Regions from separate parts of the Homo sapiens genome. Here region 1 is linked to region 2. A link is a loop called in an ENCODE intact Hi-C map of the cell type or tissue named here. Cell type or tissue: OCI-LY7. All regions are shown on one strand. Links, peaks and the distances in the headings refer to the core of each region. The heading gives the core; the rest is flanking DNA. Region 1 has its middle 310 kb from the start of LINC02661. Region 2 overlaps LINC02661 (long intergenic non-protein coding RNA 2661).

The links. Hi-C counts contacts between places; a loop is a spot of excess contacts. Peaks named below come from ENCODE experiments on the same cell type or tissue, not always from the same donor. Only the 100,000 strongest peaks of a DNase experiment are listed, where the experiment ranks them.
Region 1: a loop joins it to region 2, with 2.0 times the contacts of the local background. A loop is called at or near these places in 2 of 110 quality-filtered maps.

Annotation. Positions count from the first base shown.
Region 1 is chr10:109,014,045-109,022,384 of GRCh38, reverse strand. No RefSeq gene overlaps it. Among named protein-coding and RNA genes, the nearest start is that of LINC02661, 310 kb to the right of the region's middle. In OCI-LY7, for the core only: a CTCF peak has its summit at 3,307 (motif pointing right); no DNase peak of the experiment used is centred there.
Region 2 is chr10:108,779,462-108,787,801 of GRCh38, reverse strand. All of the region lies in intron 3 of LINC02661 (long intergenic non-protein coding RNA 2661), which reads right to left. Among named protein-coding and RNA genes, the nearest start is that of LINC02661, 75 kb to the right of the region's middle. In OCI-LY7, for the core only: CTCF peaks have their summits at 1,010 (motif pointing right), 3,451 and 3,655 (motif pointing right); a DNase peak (open chromatin) is centred at 3,681.

The DNA.
Region 1 (8,340 bases), core at 213-8,212, 230 kb before region 2:
TTTCTCTCTTGCCTAGACTGGAGTGCAGTGGCACGATCTCGGCTGACTGCAACCTCTGCCTCCCAGGTTCAAGCGATTCTCCTGCCTCAGCCTCCAGAGTACCTGGGATTACAGATGTGTGCCACCACGCCCAGCTAATTTTTGTATTTTTAGTAGAGACAGGGTTTTACCATGTTGAGCCAGCTGGTCTTGAACTTCAGACCTCAAGTGATTCACCTGCCTCGGCCTCCCAAAGTGCTGGGATTACAGATCTGAGCCACCACGCCCAGTGTGGCTTGTAAGAAAAGGTGGGCAGTATTTTTTCCTACCCTCTAATGTGGAATAGTTTAAAGTTTCTAATTCTTCAAGGTTAAGCCTCACTACAAGTCTTTCTGGGATACTTTATTGTGTATTTAAATGAACCAGCTGACGACTACAGATGTTTCTTTCTGTCTTAGAATAGTTTGTACTTCCTCAGCTGATATCTAGGCTTTCTGGAATCTGGACACTTGTCTGATCCAGGGCTGCTGTGTATGAAGGAGGAACCAAAGCAATGATGTGTCTGATACAGCTGAGATCAACAGTGCTTGTGGGCAGAGGATCGCAGGTTGTTGAGGAGGCTTCCCAGGACAGACCGTGCCGTGCTACCATTCCCCTATTACACAGTGTGTGCCATTGTAGGGACTGGAGGCTCCTAGAACTAAAAAGAGTTGCTCATCCATGAAGGTTTGAGTGTTTTGCTTTGTTTTGTTTTAATAGAAATTGCAATTTAGAATGTCCATTCTGGAATTAGGGTGAAGATGCCAATGAGATAGTTTCATAATTGATTATAATATTAACTACAAAAAGCAAAAATAGTACTTATATAGAACCTACCACTTGCCAAGCACTGTTCTAAACTCTATACATTATTAACTCATGTAATCCCTGCAAAAACCCTATGGAATAGATACTTTTATAATACTCATTTGAGAGTTCCAGAATCTGAGGCAAAGAGAGGTTAAATCACTTGCTCGAAGTTACTTTTGCAATCTGTAAAAATAAAAAATGGCACCACTAATATAGGCATCCACACGGTTGGGCTACATAATCATACTTTTACACTGAGCCACAGGACTTCGGTATAATGGTTATGGATTAAATTAGATAGGCCCTAAATTCCCATAGAATCCCCAAGGGCCACACACAACTCCTGAAAATAGAGTCCTGACAGAGCTAATGACTAACGTTAACATTTGGAAGCACCATACGCGTGGGCTTCCAATGCCATATTATAGAGACTGCATTTTATTTTCTCAAATTTCCTACAAGATAGTTTTTATTTACATTCATATTTGACAGATGATGGACCCACATCTCAGAGACATTAAATTTGTCATTTTAAATCAACAGACACTGAGTGGCAGACTGAGTATTCATATGCAAGTCTGTCTCCAAATCCCAAACTCTTAACAAATATCCTGTACAATTTTGGAGACAACGTAGTGAACAGAGTGCTGGATTGGAATTAAAATACCTAAATTTTAAACCCAGCAGCTCTATTTTATCACCAAGGGACACTGGATGAGTTAATGCCTTTCTCAAGGCTGAAGTTTTGTTCTATATCACATAAGAGAATTGGTGTTTGTTACCACTGTTTTCATTCAGAATGATACTGTATGATTATGTGATTGTTTTATGTCAAAATATGTCTGAGTACCTTTTCAAATTCTAAACTATCCCAAGACATTTCCAGTCCCCAGAGCATAGTGTAAATAGAAGAAATTTAGATAAACACTACTTTCAGTCATTGGAATAAAACACTAAATGCATGAATACAGAAATACAGAACAACTACTTTTGAAAAATAAGCTAATGCTAATCTTTTTTTTTTTTTTGAGACAGAGTCTTGCTCTGTCACCCAGCCTGGAGTGCAATGGCACAATCTCGGCTCACTGCAACCTCCACCTCCCAGGTTCAAGCGATTCTCCTGCCTCAACCTCCCAAGTAGCTGTGAATATAGGCACGTGCCACCATGCCCAGCTACTTTTTTTGTATTTTTAGTAGAGATGGTGTTTCACCATGTTGCCCAGGCTGGTCTTGAACTCCTGACCTCAGGTGATCCACCTGCCTCGGCCTCCCAAATTACTGGGATTACAGGCGTGAGCCACTGTGCCTGGCCGCTAATGCTAATCTTTGACAGAAACCCTGTTGATTTCTTCAGGCCTCAATTTTCACATGTATAGACTGACCATCTGAATGCCAGTGCCAAAGCCCCTTTTTTGTGTGTCTTACATGTAGGACACACAGTGCAAGATTAGGAATTCAGAACTTCCTGGTACCTGCCAAGTTGCCATGCAGATTGTGAGCTGCATCCAAGGTCTCTTTCACTGCTGAGTTTTCTGTGTATTAAATCAGGCATACCCATGAGAAATGGACACTGCATGGACTCTCATGTTGCAGTTCACTTGGCCTTTTGCAGAGTCCCAGTAATTCATGTCCTTTGAATGTTTCAGGATCATTTTTTTTATTCTTGGCCAAATGCAATATTCCATCATAGAAATGCTTTTGTGGGGATCCTTCTAGGTCTATCTCATTTTGTACCTTTCTCTTTTTCTCAGTACGCACCCTTTCCCCAGTGTACACATCTCAGTAATATGTCCAGGACCCTTTCTATGGAATGTTGAAATACGAAAAGTAAAGCTCATTACCTAGGCCACTTGAAACTGTTTCTTTCTCTCTTTTGTCATTTTTACTCTTTCCAACATGGGTGATTAACCTCTACTTCTTCTTTAATAAGCGCTTATGATAGATGGAAAATTCCAGATTGTGCATTTGCTTGCTCAGATTTCCTTGGCTTTAGGGCATAAACAGTGATCTAATCCATGCAGTCAGACCTAAGGGAAAAGGTACAATTGTGAGGATGGAAGACTGTCTGGCAAAGACATATACAAGGGGATTGCCCACTTTCTTCCCTCAGGTATGATTAGGCAAAAATATGATACATGGAGGAGTAGCAGCATTTGGTGATTATGAGGGCGTTAGCCTGAGGATTTAAGCCAACGTGCTCAAGATTTGAGTGGAAAGAGAAGCACCTGAATCATAGTTGACATCACTATGCTTCCTAAGTAACCAAATCTGGAACTCTCTATCTTTCAGTGAGATGATGAAGACACTGATCTTACGACACTTTCGTTGGATCATTCTGTGAGTTTCAGCAAAAATATTTTTGAAACATACAAATCCAAGATATCCCCTTGCAAAAGTTTTACATCTCCTTTGTCTGGCTGAACATGTTTTATTTCATAATCTTGGCAGAAGTGTCATTTCAGAAGGACGCTAGATGGCAATATATGCTTCATAATTTATGGTGGGGGAAGGGAATTTAGGTTTAATATTGAACTGTCAAACGTACATGAAATGTTCAACGTGTGAATGTGAAAATACGTCAGAGTTTTATTTATTCTGTAGCTCTGTAAAAACTACTCTTTTAATTAAGACAGAAAGAAAAACTCTGAAGATAATAAAAAATAGTTTGAGCACTGGGACATACTGGGTAGGAAACTCTAATGTCCCATACAAGTTTAGGGAACAAAGAATGTCCTATCTCAGAAGAATATGTTCAAAGGCTACAAATATTCAAGTCTCTTATCTTCTGCTATTTAATTCAGGTACTGTGTCTATGGTGCAGTTGGTAATCCAGTTGGACCATGTTTATTGTAGACATGTCTCAATGCAGAAGGCATTACAGTTGTGCCTAGAGAAAAATAATTTAAGAAATATTAGCCACATATTCAAATTTATAGCCTTAACCCTTTGCCCAAATAGCATCCCTTATATAATTTATTTTTATTTCTAAGTGATGGTCTTAAAGATTATGGTGTTTCCTTTCTTGACAAGAATTTGCATGTGACTTTACCTAGGTGCCTTAATAAATCAACCAAATGCTGTCGTATGAACTATATATTCCTCCAAATAAGTTTATGCATTATATCAGTTTCTGTTTGGGACACCTGGAACTTATAAGTGGTACATAAAATATCACTTATTATCAAAATATATTTTCTGTGTTCATGGGATAATATCTATGTATTCATTTTTAGAATTTGTCTCATGCACCCATCATCACCTTCTGAGCCCATCTGTGAATTCCTGAGAAGTAGCAGTTAATCATTTCAGAGATACATTCAGACATTCAGATACATTCAGAGACGTTCAGAGAACATCAATCATGTAGGTGTTTTGGTAAATATTTAAGAGGAAGATTTGAAACATTTTTTCATGGTATTACTTGCTTCTAATGAAACAACAAAAGAAAAGAAACATTTTTTCCCCTTCTGTCATTCTCCTTCTGTCATTAAGACATTGTGAGAAATCAAGACCAAATGCTAAAAATCACTTGGTAGTTTGAAACTCTACACCCTTCCCCAAGGAAGATCAGTATATAACATTTTACTTGAGTGTATTACTAAAAGGATCAGTCTTGGATGGAGGCATATTCATGTTTGATAATGAATGGAATAATTGGACTCATTTCTGAGTTTGAGATTATAGAAGGATTTCTTACAGAGGAACTTGTTCCAAGACATTCAATGCAATGAATATACAATAAAGGTTAACCTTCTCCCACCCAGCTCCATAGATCAGCAACAGAATTTAAGTCAGACATTTCTTACTTACAGATAAGGATAGAATTTTGTGACAGCCTACCCAGTAGATGACAGAAACTTAAAGTAAATTAACTCTAATCATCACAACACTCTAAGTTTGTTTCTCTCATTTTACATGGGTGAAAATGAAGTCCAAAGAGGTTGTGTTACTTGCTGAATAACATCCTCTGCATATAATGAAATTTGTTTTATATCACACAGGCGGGTATTGTATAATACACACACACACACACACAAACACACACACACACACACACACAAAATACAGGAAAGATTATAGTAGGGTTTAAGTTATTGTTTATGTAGCTATTTGTCAGGAAGAAGTATGCTTCGTGGTCAATAATCTACATTTGGAGAACTTTTTTTTTCTTTTATTTTTGAGATGGAGTCTCGCTCTGTTGCCCAGGCTGGAGTGCTGCGGCACAGTCTCAGCTCACCGCAACCTCCGCCTCCCGGGTTCAAGTGATTCTCCTGCCTCAGCCTCCCTAGTAGCTGGGATTACAGGCACCCGCCACCACGACTGGCTAATTTTTTGTATTTTTAGTAGAGATGGGGTTTCACCAACACTGTTGGCCAGGTTGGTCTCGAACTCCTGACCTTGTGATTTGCCCACCTCTGCCTCCCAAAGCACTGGGATTACCCCCGTGCCTGGCCAGAAGATGCTTAATAAATGTTTGATGAAAGATTGAATGAATGGAATAGCATTGCATTAAGCTTCTATTTGTGGCAAGGTAAATCATTTATTAATGTCGTATAAAAGCAATACAGCCATATTATAAGAAAAGATTAAGAATGTAGTTTGTAGAGATGCTTTATTCTGATGAGCATAGGAAGTAAGAAAATCTTGTATTTTCCAATTTCCAGCAGAGACTAAAATTATTTCCAGAGTCATGTTCAACTTTAGCTGCAATTTGCAGACAGAACCCTCCACAAAATTCTTTAAGTCATTACTCTCTATTCCTCAAAAAGGATTTGTTTGAAGACACTATAATGCTTCCTTGTCCTTGAGTCCTTTTTTAGAATATGTATTTTACAAAACTACAGTAGGAAAAAAAAAACTATCCAATGGAACAATGCTTATGTTTTCTAAAATTAGTGGATTTTTTTAAGTTTCTAAAGCTCTCCAGGTGGAAAATAAACGGAAATTGAATTATTTAAGGCACAGCGATTTTATTAATACTGATAAAAGAGGAAGTTTCTTGAGAGAAATTCAAAATCAATCTTATTTCAGTGGGAACTTCAGTAGCTTCTATACAATGAATAACATTAGTCATATTTAAAAAAATGAGATGTGCATAACAAAGCATCTGTTTTAGGCTGATTCTCAACTCAGACAACATTTCTGCTTAGCTGAAGAAATAGTGGAAGAAAATATTCAGCTCATTTTTGATAAAATATTAATCTATTCCTTCTTTATGAAATTGTTAATGTTTGTCACAGAAAGTTAATATTTGCAATTTCTCTATTCAGCAGTATGGTTGAAGGATGAAATTATCTCGCTTCAGAATGCAGTTATTTGCATCCAACTATTGGTCATGCACATAAAAGATTTATATTTCATTTTATGACTGAGATTTGTTTATATGAAATATGTGAAAAAATGCTTTTTAAAAAAAAACAACTTTTTTTTCCTTTTTCCTTATAATTATCAGGCTATCAGTTTTTCTTGTTGGGAGAATCAAAATAAATAAGCTAATGTTTTATTCCTTTTGCATCATCTTTAATAACAACTATTTCATGAATATAAGCCATATTGAGGGAGCCATGCAGGCTTGGAATTGGAGAGAGGTGGAAATACTGTTTCCTTTTTTTTTTTTTTTTTTTTTTTTGAGATGGCGTCTGGCTCAGTCGCCCAGGCTGGAGTGCAGTGGCGCCATCTCGGCTCACTGCAAGCTCCTCCTCCTGGGTTCACACCGTTCTCCTGCCTCAGCCTCCCGAGTAGCTGGGACTACAGGCACCCACCACTACGCCCGGCTAATTTTTTTTGTATTTTTAGTAGAGACGGGGTTTCACCGTGTTAGCCAGGATGGTCTCGATCTCCTGACCTCGTGATCCGCCTGTCTCGGCCTCCCAAAGTGCTGGGATTACAGGCGTGAGCTACCGCTCCCGGCCTAAAATACTGTTTTCAAGGGGCTTCTACGTCGCATTGGCAGAGCCTTACAGGTGGGGACGTTCTTACAAAGCCCCCTCTGCTCTGGAAAAAATGGATCTTGTTTTTTTGTGCCAGATTCTGGGCTCTTTTTCATTTCCAGTTAGAAGGATTAGAACAAAATTTTTTATTGTGCCCCTTGTTCTTTTATATTTAGTTTTATAATTCCTCTTAGAAGTTTATATAGGTATCTTGGACTCTCTGCATCTAAACAGGAGTTTGGGTTTTCACTTCTCAGATTCTTACAGATTTACATAAAGAAGCTCATCTGCATTCTTTGTGAAATTAAACTTAAGTTCACAAGGCCCCTTAATGAGGGAGGATCTCTACTCAGAGAAGGATGATGGATTAAACGCTGAAATCTGATTCATGCACATCCTACACATAAGATTGTCCTAATCCCTAAGGAATCTCCCTCCTCTCATCTCTGCCACTGGGTGAGGATTCTCCCTCCCTGATCAGCCTTTTAAGATTGGAATTTTATTTTATTTTAAGAAGTGCCAGGGTCCTTACACTTTTGAGTTTCTTTTAGAGGTGGGGCCAGTACAGCCCTAATAAGTCAACTCATAAGAAAATAAAGAGCAAAAGAGGGAGGTGTATTTTTATTTAGAATAAAAAAAGAAGTAGGCTTCTTCCTAGTTAAAACCAATTAACAGCCCTCTTCTGGGAAAAAAATAATCATCTTAATGTTGGAGGACATTAATAACATTTTAAATGTCATATTGGTTAGGAATCTTCTTGGCTGCAAGGAACAAACATCGTCATTGTTCCTAAAGTGACTTAAACATTTAAAATATTATTTTTCTCAACTAAGAGGGATTTCAGATGTCAGCAGTCCAAACCTAGTACAGCTGCTCAGTGATGCCATCAGGGGCCTTTCTCTGGCCCACTCTGTCATCCTTAGTTTTTTGGCTTCTTATCTTCATGGTTGTCACCTCATGGTTCCCAATGGCTAGTGTGTCTCCAGGCATCATATATTCCAGCAAGGATGAGTAAGGGCAAGAAGCAGAAACTGCACAATTCTTATATGTACTATTGGCCAGGACTATATCACATCGACCTCTCCAAATCTACTAGGGAAGCTAAATGTGCATTTTTCCATTTTGTAGCTTTCTGAGGTATTGAACAGAAAGGGTAGTTGGGAAATGAAATGGGGATGTGTGAATATTCTTAGCTCATCTTTCCATGTTGCTGATGTCAGTTAGCACTACGTGATTTGGTGACTTCCACACAACTTGGTACTTTTCTTCTTTTTAATATCTTATAAGTTTCCTTACAAAATTTTAGGAAGAATTTTTATTAAAAATCCCAGCCAGGCACGGTGGCTCACGCCTGTAATCCCAGCACTTTGGGAGGCCGAAGTGGTTGGATCACCTGAGGTCAGGAGTTCGAGACCAGCTGGCCAACATGGTGAAACCTCGTCTCTACTGAAAATACAAAAATTAGCCAGGTGTGGTGGTGTATGCTGATAATCCTAGCTACTTGGAAGGCTGAGGCAGGAGAATTGCTTGAACCCAAGAGGCAGAAGTTGCAGTGAGCCGAGATCGCACCAGTGCACTCCAG
Region 2 (8,340 bases), core at 45-8,044:
AAGGAAAGCAGCTTTCTCTCTAGTGAGAAAGAGGGGACTTCCAAGAGGAAAGACTGGCTGGCAGCGGATGCACTAGATTTTATAGTACGGCTTGAGGAAGCAGTGTCTGATTTACATAGGGCTCACAGATTAGTTCCATCAGGTATGACATTTACATAGCTCGTGGAGAAGGCTTGTTGCTCCACCCTAACCTTATTATGCAAATTAATTCTTCCCTTGGCCAGTGCCATCTTGTCTGCTTCTTACTGTACACATGGCTGGCAGAGAAGCGAAGATGGAGCCACCATCTTGAACATGTCTAGTCCATAGTTCCTGCCAACATTCACCCATGCAAGCTCCCAGCTTGCTTGTCTATGTCTGCAGCTCGACTTTACAGGCTACTCTTTGTTAGAAAATGATTTGGAGCTGCTTTTTATTAAAAAGAAAAGCCCAACTGAGGGCTCCCCTACCCTCACTATCTGCCTAAGTGATTTCTTCTTAACTCCTGTAGCTTTCCCTCCTCAGGAGTGGTAACCGTAACTGCTGTTAGGGGGTTTTGGGTGATGACTCTTTCTGGCTACTTCCTGCTGAAAAGGGGCATTGTGTGGAGAACAGCAGCGAGGGCTCCTCCTGCGGGTGATCTAAGGGTCCTTGGAAGAAAGGTGTGCCCATGCATCGTTCGGTCTACAGCACCATTTGAAGTTGGATTGCTTCTAGGTGAGAGGGTACTATTTGAGTTACAGTATTCAGTAGCCAAGGTCCAAACATTAGTATAAAACATTTGAGCAAGAAGGGGTTTAATAATGGAGCTGACCAGTTCCACAAAGAAGACTGGAATTCATTAAAGAGGTTTTGTAGTAATTCAGGGCTGGAGCTTGCATTTTCTCTTAACTGGTCAGTGATTTTTAACTTGATCTTAAAGCATCTGTAGGTTTTCTTCTACTTGACTAGAGATCCAGAAGCAGCATGTTTCACTTAAGACTTCATTGAGTTGCCCACACTTCTGGATTGATATCAGCTTCCACTAGGAGGAGACAAAGAGATTGTCCTGGGGCCATAAGGAGGCTGGTCCCCATATGAGCTAAAATGCCTCTACCTAATAAATGAGTGAGACTTTCTAGCACGATTAAAAAGGCATGTGCAAATAGTAGATTTCCCCATTTGCAACTAAGGGGTTGAGAAAAGTATCAAATTAGAGTTTTTCCTGAGACACCGCTCACAGTTGTGCTATGGGAAGAAGGAAGGCCTGGATTAGAGAGGAGAAGAGAGAGCCTGGCTCCAGTGTCTAGAAGGAGATCTATCTTCCTTCCTTCAATTTCCTCTAGGGCTCCTGTGCTGTAATGAAGTTTGAGCCACTGGATCTGGGGGTTCCAACCCCGGGAGCCATCAGTCCTGTTGGTCCATCCATGAGACTGGTTCTGAACCCAGTAACCTTCATCTCTGGGGGCAGTCCAATTTCCAGTGGTCCCCACCACATGCTGGACAGGGTTGTGGTGGTTTCTTCTTGCTGCCTGGGTGTGTTTTCTTAATGTGCCCTGACTTGCCACACTGATAGCAACTGGTGGATGCACCTCAGGGATCCTAGGCTTTGCAAGCCTATAAGGCAGCTACTAGAGCCTCTGACCCTCTCTTTTGCTTCCTCTCTTTCTCCTGGTCTACTGCTGGTCCCCCTCCTGGTCCCTGTTATAAAAGACTGAGGTAGTCACCTTCAGGATGTTCTCTAAAGTGCTATCTGGTCCTAAAGCCTACTTCTATAGTTTCCTTCTAGTATCAAGAGCTGCCTGTGTAATAACCTTGTCCTTTAGGATTAGCTGTCCCTCCACTGACTCAGAGGATAGGGAGGTGTGCTTTATTAGAGCCTCTCTCAGTCCTTCTATAAAGGCTGCAGGATTCTCATCTGGCTTTTGATCTATCACAGACAGAGTAATTAAGAGGATTGATTGTAGTTCTTCATAGGCCCTCCAATATGCACATTAAAAAATGTTTCCTTTTCCATTCATCTGTAGCATCATAGGGGTTCCAATTAGCATTGTCTAGAGGAACTACTTCCTTCTACTTCCTTTTCCATTTGAGAATGGTGTTTCCATTATCTCTTTGCCTTCCCTATTTTCTCCTTTCCTCTTAGGCCGACTGTAGGAGACATTTTGCTCCTCTCTGAATTTCTCTACTGCCTGCAGAGCTGCCTGCTTCTCAGTTATGGTTAGAGTTTGGCTTAGGAGCAGCGTAACATACCACCATGAGAGGTAAAATATGTGAGTTACATTTTGGAAGGCCTCTATATACCTGTCAGGGTCAGAAAATCAGCCTAAGTCTCCCTTTACTTGCCTAAGGTCATACAATGAGAAGGGAACTTGAATCCTAGTGACATCACCTCCATTGGGCACTTCCTGTCTGGGTCAGAGTGAGGGTGGGGGAGTGGAGAATTTTGGAAATGGCAGAGGTGGAAGAGCTGGTGGCATTGTTGGAGGTGGTCTTAGATAAGGGGGACTGGAAGGGCTCGCGGACTCAATAGCTGCCTCAGGTGGTTTCCCCAGAAGTTGCTTTTCTAGTCTTGGGGAATCATTCCATTTGGGGCTGCCTAATACTATTGCTAAAAGGGCTGGGTTGATTGTGCAACACTTGCAAAAGTCTGGGTTGTCTCACAGGGCAAAGAAAGCCTGTATATAAGGTACCTTGGACCATTTTCCCTCCCATCTGCAGAAAAGACCTACCTGTTGGATATTAAAATTAAGGCTCCCTTCCAAAGGCCAGGCTGGTTCAAGAGGGTAAGAAGGTAAAGCCCTTGTGCAAAAGAAAATGAGCCACTTTTTTTTTTCAAAGTCATAGGGTCAAAGGAATCCCAGTGCTTCAGAATGCACTCCAGAGGGGTATAGGCTGAAGATAATCTCTTACCCATCTAGAAAGAGAAGTGAGAAAAAGGCATCCCTTTAGTCTCCTTCCTTTTGTTGTGACCCAGGGTGGAGAGGAAGACGATGGGCACGGCCCCCCTGCTGTTTTCCTTCCTTGGTTCCTGGGTCCCCGCACCTTGTTAGATGCAATGCCCATCGTTCCAGGTGTGACCCCCAGCCATGGAACCAGAGGAACTAAGATATTGGGATTAGTCACACTCACCCATGCAGATCTAGTCCTCTGCCTGTGATTTCCCTTTGACTTCCTAGACTTGTGTGACCCGCCTGGCTCCTCAAAAGAATGGATCTTGGGAGAGACTATGTGACAATTACATTTGGGCAACTTTTGCACTTCCTTCTTTAATGGTGGAAGTATACTGGTTTGAGGTCTGTATCCTGCTATTATAGCCAGATAATTTAGTATGCTAAATTTAAATATGATTTAGTATAGCATACTAAAGCATTTACCCTTAGAGAATGGTTCTGGTTAACTTCCAAACTTAAAATCCCCTTACTAATTAAGTACCATTCTAATTCGAGGAGGAATAGGTGCCTTAAAAGAATGGAGGGACCAAATGGCCATTTTCCTGCTATGGAACAGTATCAAGACTAAAATTTGGCTTTGGAGAATATTTTACTCCTAGTTGTTGAAGGCAGGATTTTCTGGTTTATAGAAGCAACATGAAGCCTAATTTCTAGTAGAAAGGAGCAAAAGGGGAAGATAATTGGGAAGATAGAATATTTAGGTAAAGGACTGACAATGTGCCTCATGGACAGGTTCCCTCTTCCACTAGGTGGTGCTGTTGACCTTGAAATGCCATGTACTCTCCAGACCAATGGGAGAGAGACCTTGACATGCCATGTGCTCTCCAGACCAAAGGCAAAGAGATACCTAGAAATGCCATGTGCTCTCCAGACCAACTGCAGAGAGAGACCTGGAAGTGTGATGCACTCTCCAGATCGAGGGCAGAGAGAATCTGAAAATGACTTGTGCTCTCTAGACCAAGGGCAAAGAGTGATGCTCACTGTGGTGGAGGGGACCCTCTGTAGAAAATCAGAAAGATGCCTTCCCTTCCCCAGTTACTATGCATTCCCTGATCTTGCCTAACAAGATTACTTCCCTGAACCGTAAAACTTCCCACACATTGCATACACAGAGAGGATAGACGATATGGTGGTTGCGGAAAGGAAAGGAGGAAATTATGATAGAAAAGTTGGAGATCTTGTTGCTGACACCCCATAAGGCAGTTGGAGGCTGGTGTCAGTCCAGATGTCTTTGGATAACACCGGGGGGTAGCCAGAAATCCTCAGTTGCCCCAGAACCTCTTCCAGCCTCAAGTGATGGCTGTCTTCCATGAAAGGAAGCTGATACAAATATGGCCAACATGCTCAGCAACACACGGGTACTGGGGCATTCTCTATGTTCTCCCCAGCAAGCCTGTCCCCTAAGTCTTATAAGGCTAGCATCCATGCTACTCATTTTTAAATGGCTAAAGGTGGCCCAGTATTTGGTTTGATTTGGTTTTAAAATGGAGTCCAAGAGCCCCAAAATGAAAGGACAGAGTTGGAGTTCACTCCTCTACTCACCATTTTGATGACTGTTGTAACTTGGTATCCTGGATGAGGTCCCCAATATGAAACAGCTACGTTGTCTGTGTTGTATACCTGGGGTTCGTCATCTCATGCTAGGAAAATTTAGAACACTGACACACACAAGGAGTTTAGGAGTAGAGGTTTAATAGGCAGAAGAAAGAGAAAGGAAAACAGCATTCTCTCTCTAGTAAGGGAGAGGGGACTTCCAAGAGGGAAGATCGGCTGGTGGCAGATGCACTGGATTTTATAGTCTGGCTTGAGAGGAAGCAATGTCTGATTTACACAGGACTCACAGATAGGTTCAATCAGGTATGATGTTTACATAGTGCATACAGAAGGCTGGTTGCCCCACCATAATCTTATTACACAAATGAATTCTTCCCTTGGCCAGTGCCATCTTGTCTGCTTCTTACTGTACACGTGGCTGGCAGAGAAGCAAAGATAGAGCTTCCATCTTGAACATGTCTAGTCCCTAGTTCCTGCCAGCATTCACCCATGCAAGTTCCCAGCTGGCTTGTCTACAGTTGCAGCTCGACTTTACAGGCTACTCTTTGTTAGAAAATGATTTGGGGCTGCTTTTCATTAAAAAGTAAAGTTACTGAAGTCTCCCATACCCTTACTATCTGCCTAAGTGATTTCTTCTTAACTCCTAGAAGTCAGTGCAATGTCATGCATAGTTTCTCCAAATGCTCCTGTAAGTGAGTAATAGCAGACAAGAGCCACAGTAACCTCCCAGTCACCCTATGAGAATTCAGGAAAAGTGTCCGATTGCCCTCACCCTATCTTATCTTCCAGGATCTGTAGTAATTGGTATCATCATATGTGCTTCATGTGGCTGATCTGAAGTGTGGAGTCTTTCAGAGAGTAATCAGGCATCTATAGACTGGTTCTACTATGCAGAACGCTGATGATATTTGTCTTTTCTATACTGGAGAGGAAATGAAGAAGTTCTCTTTTTCTTAGAAATTAGCTCAGGGTTGGCCTCTTAGAAGGTTTTTTAGTGTGTCTAGTAAAGACATTTTGAAGAGGTCAAAGATTGTAACGGTTATCAAAAATAAGGATTTTATTATGGAAAAAATGATAATTTACTAAATAGAAAATGAATATGAAAACTAATAAACTATGTGAGGCCCAAAGTTGAGTTCATGGTGAGTTCTCAACCATTTTTCCCATTTTTATTTTCAACATATGTTTTACCAGCTGGTTAAAGTATTCAAGTCATTCCCTGTCTCTTCTCCACAGTAGTTGGCATTTTCTGGGGCAGGTATTTGAACTCAAATATATCTCTGTGGTTAAGTGGCTGTGATTTTGTATAAGACAAAGTAACAGCATCACACTCCTCTTTTAAAATGTTAAGGTTGAGACAACATTATTCCTTTAAAATGACTCCCTGGCTTTAATCCCAGTAAGAAGTAGTTAAGTAGAGTGAATTGAAAACCATATCCTTAATCATTGAAATAATTAATTCAATCTTGATATAGCCCTTTGCAACTATAAGAATTTCAATACATGTGAGAAATAAATTATTTCCTAGGACATAAAAATTAAAGAGCTCAAGAAAATCTCCCTGCAGAAGGGAAATCAGGATTACCACTCCTTAGGTTTCCTGAGAGATATGAATTTTGTCAATTTGCTGGCACAATTATTAACACAGTATATTATTTGTTTTTTTCCTAGGCCTTGCAGATCATCATTTCTTTTCACCTTTAAAAAGAAATCTTCACATACATTCATCCTCTCTCCTCACTTATATTGACAAAGATCATGGCACTAAGAAAAAAAAGTCTTTAAAACTGCATTAGTGAAGGGCATTGATATAAATGTTCCTAAATACTGATATGTACTTTTCAATGGTTATTCTTTTTCACTATCTATTCTAGTAGACTTAAAGAATATTTGAAAGAATAAAGAGAGCCTTCTTCTCTCTTAAAAGGATAGTTTGAACTAATTTTTTGATACTGCCTTCATCTTTATTATTTCTTATTTGAAGGGAGCGATCTTTATTAAGAGAGGGTGTGGCTATAGGGTAACTTTCAGATGCTTTCCAGTTGTAGGGAAGAAGTTCCCCACTGTGAGCTCCCAAGAACATTTCCTATTTACTTCTCTCTACTCTTGTCTTCCCTCCTGTCTAGCCTGGCTGAGAGCCTCACAGCATCCTCTGACTTGAATTTCAGAGTCTCCCTGAGACATCCTCCTAGCATGTAAGAGAAACATTGTTCTAAAATGGTAATCCAAGGACATAATGATTCATATTGAATTCAGTTTTTGAAATTATATTTAATTAAATGCAGTTATGTTTATTTTTTGAATAGATAATGCATTTTTATTGTTCAAAATTCAGTAGGTACAAAAGTTACAAAGTAGAAATTCTGCCACGTGCCACTTATCTCAAATTCCAGCTGTCAGGCTTTCTTCCCTAGAGGAAACCAATGTTATTAGTTTATTTGTATTCTTCAGCAGATGTCATTTTTTTTCTCACTTTCAGAAACATGCATATTGATTGTATGTTTTTCATTTAACAATATATCCCAGTGGTAAATCCATAATAATATATGGAACTTTTTTATTTTTTAAAAAAGTGCATGGTACTTCATTATGGAATAGATGTTTAATAATTTATCTAGCCCTACAAATTAGCGTATATTTCATAACTCAGGTTGTTATTTTGAATGATAGGAAGGAAAGATTAACATGGAAAAGAAGCGTAGGGGCAAATTATAAAGAAATTTGGTGAAAGACTTTGGAATTAGTGGGAAAAAAGTTAACCATATTTGTGTATATGAGTGAAGTAAGAATTAAAATTATGTGATATAAAAATCAGTTCAACGACAAATTGAGGGTACTGAAAATAAATAATGTCTTTCTCTTGCCTAATTGCCCTGGCCAGAACATCCAGTACTATGTTGACTAGGAGTTGTGAGAGAGGGCATCCTTGTTGTGTGCCAGTTTTCAGGAGTAATGCTCCCACCTTTTGCCCGCTCAATATGATATTGGCTGTGGGTCTCTTATATATGCCTCTTATTGTTTTGAGGTATGTTCCTTCAATGCTTAATTTATTGAGTGTTTTTAACATAAAGGGATGTTGAATTTTATTGAAGACCTTTCTGCATCTATTGAGATAATCGTGGTTTTTTGTCTTTAGTTATTTTATGTGATAAATCACATTCATTAATTTCTGTATGTTGAACCAAACTTGCATCCCAGGAATGAAGCCTACTTGATTGTACCGGATAAGCTTTTTGATGTGCTTTGGAACTCAGTTTGCCAGGATTTATTTGAGGATTTTTGCAATGCTGTTCATCAAGGATATTGGCTTGAAGATTTTTTATTGTTGTTATATCTCTGCCAGGATTGGGTATCAGAATGATGCTGACCCCATAGAATAAGTTAGGGAGGAGTCTCTCCTTTTCAATTTTTTGAAATAGTTTCATTATAAGTGGTACCAGCTCTTCTTTGTGCCACTAGAATTCAGCTCTGATCCCATCTGGTCCTGGGCATTCAAATAGGAGGAGATGAAGTCTTTGTTTGTAGATGACATGATACTATATCTAAAAAACCCCATTGTCTCAGCTCAAAATCTTCTTCAGCTGATAAGCAACTTCAACAAAGACTAAGTATACAAAATATTGTGCAATAATTGCTAACATTTCTAAACACCAACAATAGGCAAGCTTAGAGCCAAATAATGAATAAACTCCCATTCACAATTGCCACAAAAAAGAATGAAAGACCTATCAATACAGCTAACAAGGAAAGTAAAGGACCTCTTCAAGGAGAACTCAAGCCACAGTTCAAAGAAACCAGAGATGACATAAAAGGAGAAAAATTCCATGCTCATGGATAGGAAGACTCAGTATGGTGAAAATAGCCATACTGTCCC